2 separate regions of the Homo sapiens genome follow, and region 2 is linked to region 1. A link is a loop called in an ENCODE intact Hi-C map of the cell type or tissue named here. Cell type or tissue: Calu3. All regions are shown on one strand. Links, peaks and the distances in the headings refer to the core of each region. The heading gives the core; the rest is flanking DNA.

Region 1 (2,934 bases), core at 241-2,740:
CACTATTCGAGAACATGAACTAACACAACCAATTTGGAAAATTATGCCAGTATTTAGTCAATATATACATGTCTTATGGCTCAGAAACTTTACTCCTACAACATATCCTAGAGACCTGCATTCTTATATGCATCAGGATATGCATAAAAGAATGTTCAGAGTGGCACCATTATAACTGTCCCAAACTGGAAACAACCCAAACACCTATCAACAGTAAAACAGATAAATTTTGGTATATTCACACTATGTAATATTATACAACATACAGCAATAAAAATGAACAAGCTACAGATACATAATTATAAACATTACAATGTTAAGTGAAAATAGTTACAAAGATAATACAATATAATTTTATTCTTATAAAATTCAAAACTGGCTAAATAGATCTATAATTGTTTAGGAATACATATAGAGGTGGTTAAGATAGAAAAGAAATGCAAGAAAAAATTATAGACAGTTCCCAACTTACAACAGTTCATTTCAGGATTTTTCAACTTTATGATAGTGCAAAAGCAATACACATTCAGTAGAAACCATATGTTAAGCTCCCGTGTATTCATTCAGGTTTTCACTTTTAGTACAGTTCTCAATAAATTGTATGAGATATTCAACAGTTTATTATAAAATAGGCTTTCTGTTAGGTTATTTTGCCCAACTGTAGGTTAATATAAGTGCTTTTCACACATTTAAGGTAGGTTAAGCTAAACTCTGATGCTTGGTAGGTTAGATGTATTAAATGTGTTTTCGACTTACAATATTTTCCCTTTTTTTTATTTGACTCTAGCCAATAAACTTACGATATTTTTAACTTACTATGGGTTTATTGGGACATAACCTCATGGTGAGTAAAGGAGTGTCAGTAACACGAACAACAGAAGAGCAGTTACCCCTGGGGAGACAGAAGAGATTATGATGGATAAAGAATAACCTAAAAAATTCTGTGGTCCCAATAATATTCTATTTCTTGACGTGGGAGTAGTGATTACATGGTGTTAAGTTGATAACCATTTGATAAAATGTACATATACATTTTACAAACTTTTAAATAATTTTATAACATAGAATTTTAATGAAATAAATTTGGAAAGAGATGTGATAGTGAGAACCAAAAAAGTCTTATTTATAAGGATGATCAAAAGAGATTAAGAAAGGATGCTATCAAATCCATTCAAAACCAACTTTAAAAATCACAAAGACACAAAGGCAATTCTGTATCTGAGAAGAATTACAGATATGATATAAATCTGCTTCATGGCTGATGACTGGGCTTCACTCTTTCATTCACTCAATAAACACTGTTGAGTCCTACCTTGTGTCTGGCACTGTGCCAAGGCCTAAGACTACAGGAAAACTTAGTGCAACCTCTTAGGTTTCTCTTAGCACTAGGAAGCCCGCTGATTTCTAATCTCTCTTGGATAAAAGGTTTAGCTGACTTATTAACTGGAATACAATCTCAGGGTAAAGAAAAATCTCAGTTCCTAATAAAAAGTCCAAATAAAAGGTATGCAGGATTATCAGGTGCTGAGCTGAGTACACGATAAAGTTGATGCCTCAACTGAGAAAATACAGGGAGAAAATAGGTGCTATTTATTTTCTCTAAACATAATAAACATGAATAGACAACGTTTATTTTTCACATCAAGTAAGGGGAAGACTGAAGAAGTCATTAGCATGAATAGAATCATAAAATAAGGGTTTTTAAAAACCTGAAGAATAAAGGTACAACTTAAACAAGACTTTGGCTCTTTGCTTTTCCATAAAAAAGACCTATAGTGATATGATCTCTGCCACCCAACTTGTTAACCCATTTCTTAATTTCCAGACTTAGCTCTGAAAAATAAAATTTACCCAAAAAGACAAGGATTTGCCATTAGTGAGATTTTAAAAATCACTCTACAAGCTTCAAAACTCAAAAATAGATGTTTCCAAGTTAGTGTAGTTAGGGGAAAAAAAAACCTTAATGTTTACTTACACATAAACTAAGCCTCAAATACAGAGCCACTAATCTAATCCCAACTCCATATCTGGTTTAAACTTATTCTCTGGATTAGAACTCCTATAATGTAGCAATATTCTGAGCAAAGAAGGCTCAGTCAAGAACAGAAAACACCACTGATAAATATGAACCCACCAATAACAAATTTTTTAATTACTTAGAAATGAAAATTAGTAAGAAATTAAAATTAATAAGGAATTAATGGGGAAAATAGAAAGATGAGACTTGGTATCACTAGTCTCCTTAATTAATGTTAATATCTCTCAGAAAACTCATTAAAATGAAATTTAAGTGATGCCCAGAAACAGGTAAGAATATCCCAAGACATAATTTTCAATGACCGAAACTCAAATTTTTACAACTTGAATTTAGATGAAGCATGTTTTGTTAATATTAATCTGGCAATCAGATTCTCAAATGATATGTTATGTATTTTAAAATTAATGTTTGTTAATATACTTAAAAATTTAGGTACATCTTAGAGCAAATGAGAATGGAATCTGAAGACTGAGTACCAAGATCTGCTACCTACCAATAATGCAACCTTGAATAAGTGACCAAACCACTTAGTCTCACTTTACCATTGCCAACTTCACAAGACTTGGGCAACTTAAAGAAAACAATATATGTGAATAATATTGTACAAACACCAAAGCATGGGAAGCGCAATTTTTTTCAATCTACTACAAAGACTACTTTTGACGAACTAATGAAATATCTTTTATTCACAGTAGAGAAAAAAATTTAAATCTACAAAAGCATAGTATAATAAAGTCTTAGTTCTCTCCCTCAGCTTCAAAAATTATCAACTCAAGGCTAATCTTATTTCTTCTATTTTTGACCTACTCTCTCTCTTCCTTGACTATTCTGAAGCAAGTCCCAGACATCATATCATTAACTTCCCTAAGGGCTTAAATTCAATAGCCTCTATTTAG
Region 2 (2,934 bases), core at 270-2,769, 420 kb before region 1:
TCATTCAGTTTGAGAAAGTCTGGAGCAGTCAGTCACTAGGGGGCAGCCTGTACTGCTTCCACCTCTTTAGAAACAGTTGTATACTCTTTATCCTTATGTTAGTAACTGAGAATTATTTTGCATTGAAGAAAACAAATGTTCCTTCAATGAAAGAAATATTTTATTATTCATAGATATGAAGAAAATGGACAAAATTATTTTGTTCTCTTATATTTAAACTGGAATAATTCCTTGGTTAAATGAATCTTGACATCTGGGAAGCCCAGCTTTGCTTCTTAGGTAGCCCCAGCAAAGTGTCCGAATTTAGGTTTAGAAGGGGTTTTCCCTGTCTAAACAAGTTTCAGATAATAATGTATCCAAACGTTCCTCTAATCTTCCCTTTCTCGTCTGTGGATTTCTCCCAAATGCCGTAGAATAGGAACTAGACTCTTGAGCTAAATTGGAGAAAAGAAAACCACAGCTCAGAATCCAACAGGGCATTTTCTTCCATCCACTGATTTCATCTGGCATTGCTTAGTGGCAGTTCCTTTTGGTAGAACCCTGTGAAAAATATCAGAGGATGTGTGAAAGAGAAAACTTGGTGTTTCTTGATTTCAGTTCTTTACTAATCTTTTTCTCATGCCATTCTAGTTTTGTGTAAATCTTTTCTCATTAGATTGATAAACTTTCCAGTTTCTGCATATCCCTAGAATAGACGAACTCATCTCCGGATGCTTTTGAGCCATTTTATTTCTAGTAGCATAAGGAGACTGTTTCTGCTTTTCTCCCTATCCTTCCCCTAATATAGTATGGCTTGGCTTCTTATTCTCTGGGACTTTTAAATCATAATTTAATGTTATTTCTTCCTTTCTATAGATAGAGACATTGGGATCTACCAGTATTATGACAAGAAAGATCCACCAGGTAAAGTACCTATTCTGTGCAATTAATTTTTATTAACTAAATATTCTAAACCATGAAATACTGACCATTAAAAGCTCTCTTCTCATGAGCTTTAGATAAATTCTAGAATTTTAAGAAAAGTCCCTTCAGTTCTTTAGAAAAATGCTGAGGTTGATATCTATCTGTTCTATATAAAATAAAGTAGTATCGAGAAAATGCTGTAGAAAGACATGAAAATTTTCATTTTACTGCTGATCAGGCTGATTATAGGGCAGTCTATTCACATTTATTTATCAGTGTCCCAGTAGAGGGCATTGTTAATGCATGGGTCCTACTGATGCTGGCCTCCTGGATCCTCACCTGATATCTGAAATAGGCATTTCTGAGTGAATGATCAATTTTCTTTATCTGATTAATCCTGCTAATCCCAGAAGTTTTATGATGGGCCAAAAGGTCTTTCTAGCTAGAGTTACTTCCTGTTTTGGTCTCCGTTGAAGTGGGCTTGTGTGAGCAGCCTGTGTGCTTAGCTTAGTGGTTAATAGGCTGACTTCATGGTTCTGATGACAGACTGAAGCAGCTTCTGTTCTGGGCTCTGTTGCAGTTCTCTTTCCTATCTGATCAGATTGGAAGCTCAGGATATTGGTCCACCTTTTGTGCCCTTTCACTGCAAATTTAGGAAATATCTCTATGAAATGAAAACATCCAAATTATGGCATTTTTTTCAACTGTCCTTTTAGAACCTAAGCATAATTTATTAATCTCAATAATGCATGTAATGTTAATAATACCTTATACATGTACATATTAAAATACAAGGCATTATAATAAAAATAAATTCTACTTTTGTTTTTTTCTTTCTATCCCTTCTGCCACAATATCAGCGACAGAGCATGGTAACTTAGAAAAGAAGCAGAAGCTGGCAGAGTGTAAGCTTACTTTATATTTTTTGGAATTATTATAAAACTGTAAAGTTCAGTATTATAAAATATTCATCTGGAACAAAGAGGAAACTTTATTCCCTCCAAATTTTTTAAATTCCTATTACTTAGGAATATAAACATATAAGTAACAATTGTATTTGTCAGGCCTTTCTAATTTAGATCGTTGAAATCTCTATTCAATTTTGATAAAATGTTTGTTTATATAAACATAAAATTTCATAATGAACTATATATTAGTATATTTAGGATAATTATACCAAGCTTAAATTCTGATAGTAACATTTAATTATTCATACTTTGCCTAAATTGTTAACATGTCTTACCCATTTTTAAGAAAATAGTATTTGTAATATCAGTATTAGCATTTTATTCACTCTAGTCTTTTCTGATCTCCAGTATATAAGTATGTTGTATATATTATGGCGACAATGTAATACGGTTTTAATGACATAGAATTAAACATACATTAAAATTTTTTTGGATTATAGCTAGAGCTGAAAATCCCATTTGTTCTCTTGTTTTTTAAATGGTTGAACTGACATTTAATTTTAAAAAATAATGTATTAGTAGCTGCAACACAGATTTAAAAATTTGCATATACGTTCTACATCAAAATTGTTTATAGACCCAAATTCATTTGCTGAAATAAGATGTATAGCAATTCTACTCTTAAATTTAAGTATCTATGTATACTATGTATATGTATATGTACATATAACACACATGTAAGCACAAATACACATATAACTCATTTAGAATTATTAATGAGGAGAATCCAAAGATGAATTCATTTTTCTGATAAAATAGACATGTTTAACATTTTTAAATTATTTTAAACAGAACTATTTTTAATTTATTTTAGGCTAACATGACTCTACTAAATAATTTTATCCTTCACTTAATTTATTTAAAGCAAAACGAAGGCTTATCATTATTCAATTGTGGTGTATACTTTAAAGATAACTGTTTTAAATTAAAAAGAGCACTATTAGGGCCTAATTTGTTAAAACTTGGATTTCCCTCAGATTTTTCCATAGTTTTAAAATGTGGAGCTTTAATGCTTAACTTCATATATTTTTACATACAGTTTTATTTTTTATTTCTTTTCATT

What was found. Hi-C counts contacts between places; a loop is a spot of excess contacts. Peaks named below come from ENCODE experiments on the same cell type or tissue, not always from the same donor. Only the 100,000 strongest peaks of a DNase experiment are listed, where the experiment ranks them.
Region 2: a loop joins it to region 1, with 2.1 times the contacts of the local background. A loop is called at or near these places in 10 of 110 quality-filtered maps.

Annotation. Positions count from the first base shown.
Region 1 is chr2:63,062,795-63,065,728 of GRCh38, reverse strand. No RefSeq gene overlaps it. Among named protein-coding and RNA genes, the nearest start is that of OTX1, 13 kb to the right of the region's middle. In Calu3, for the core only: no CTCF peak of the experiment used is centred there; a DNase peak (open chromatin) is centred at 1,328.
Region 2 is chr2:63,485,416-63,488,349 of GRCh38, reverse strand. It overlaps WDPCP (WD repeat containing planar cell polarity effector), which reads left to right. Exons shown (of 18, transcript NM_015910.7): 3 at 856-903; 4 at 1,764-1,808. Among named protein-coding and RNA genes, the nearest start is that of WDPCP, 100 kb to the left of the region's middle. In Calu3, for the core only: a CTCF peak has its summit at 1,300; no DNase peak of the experiment used is centred there.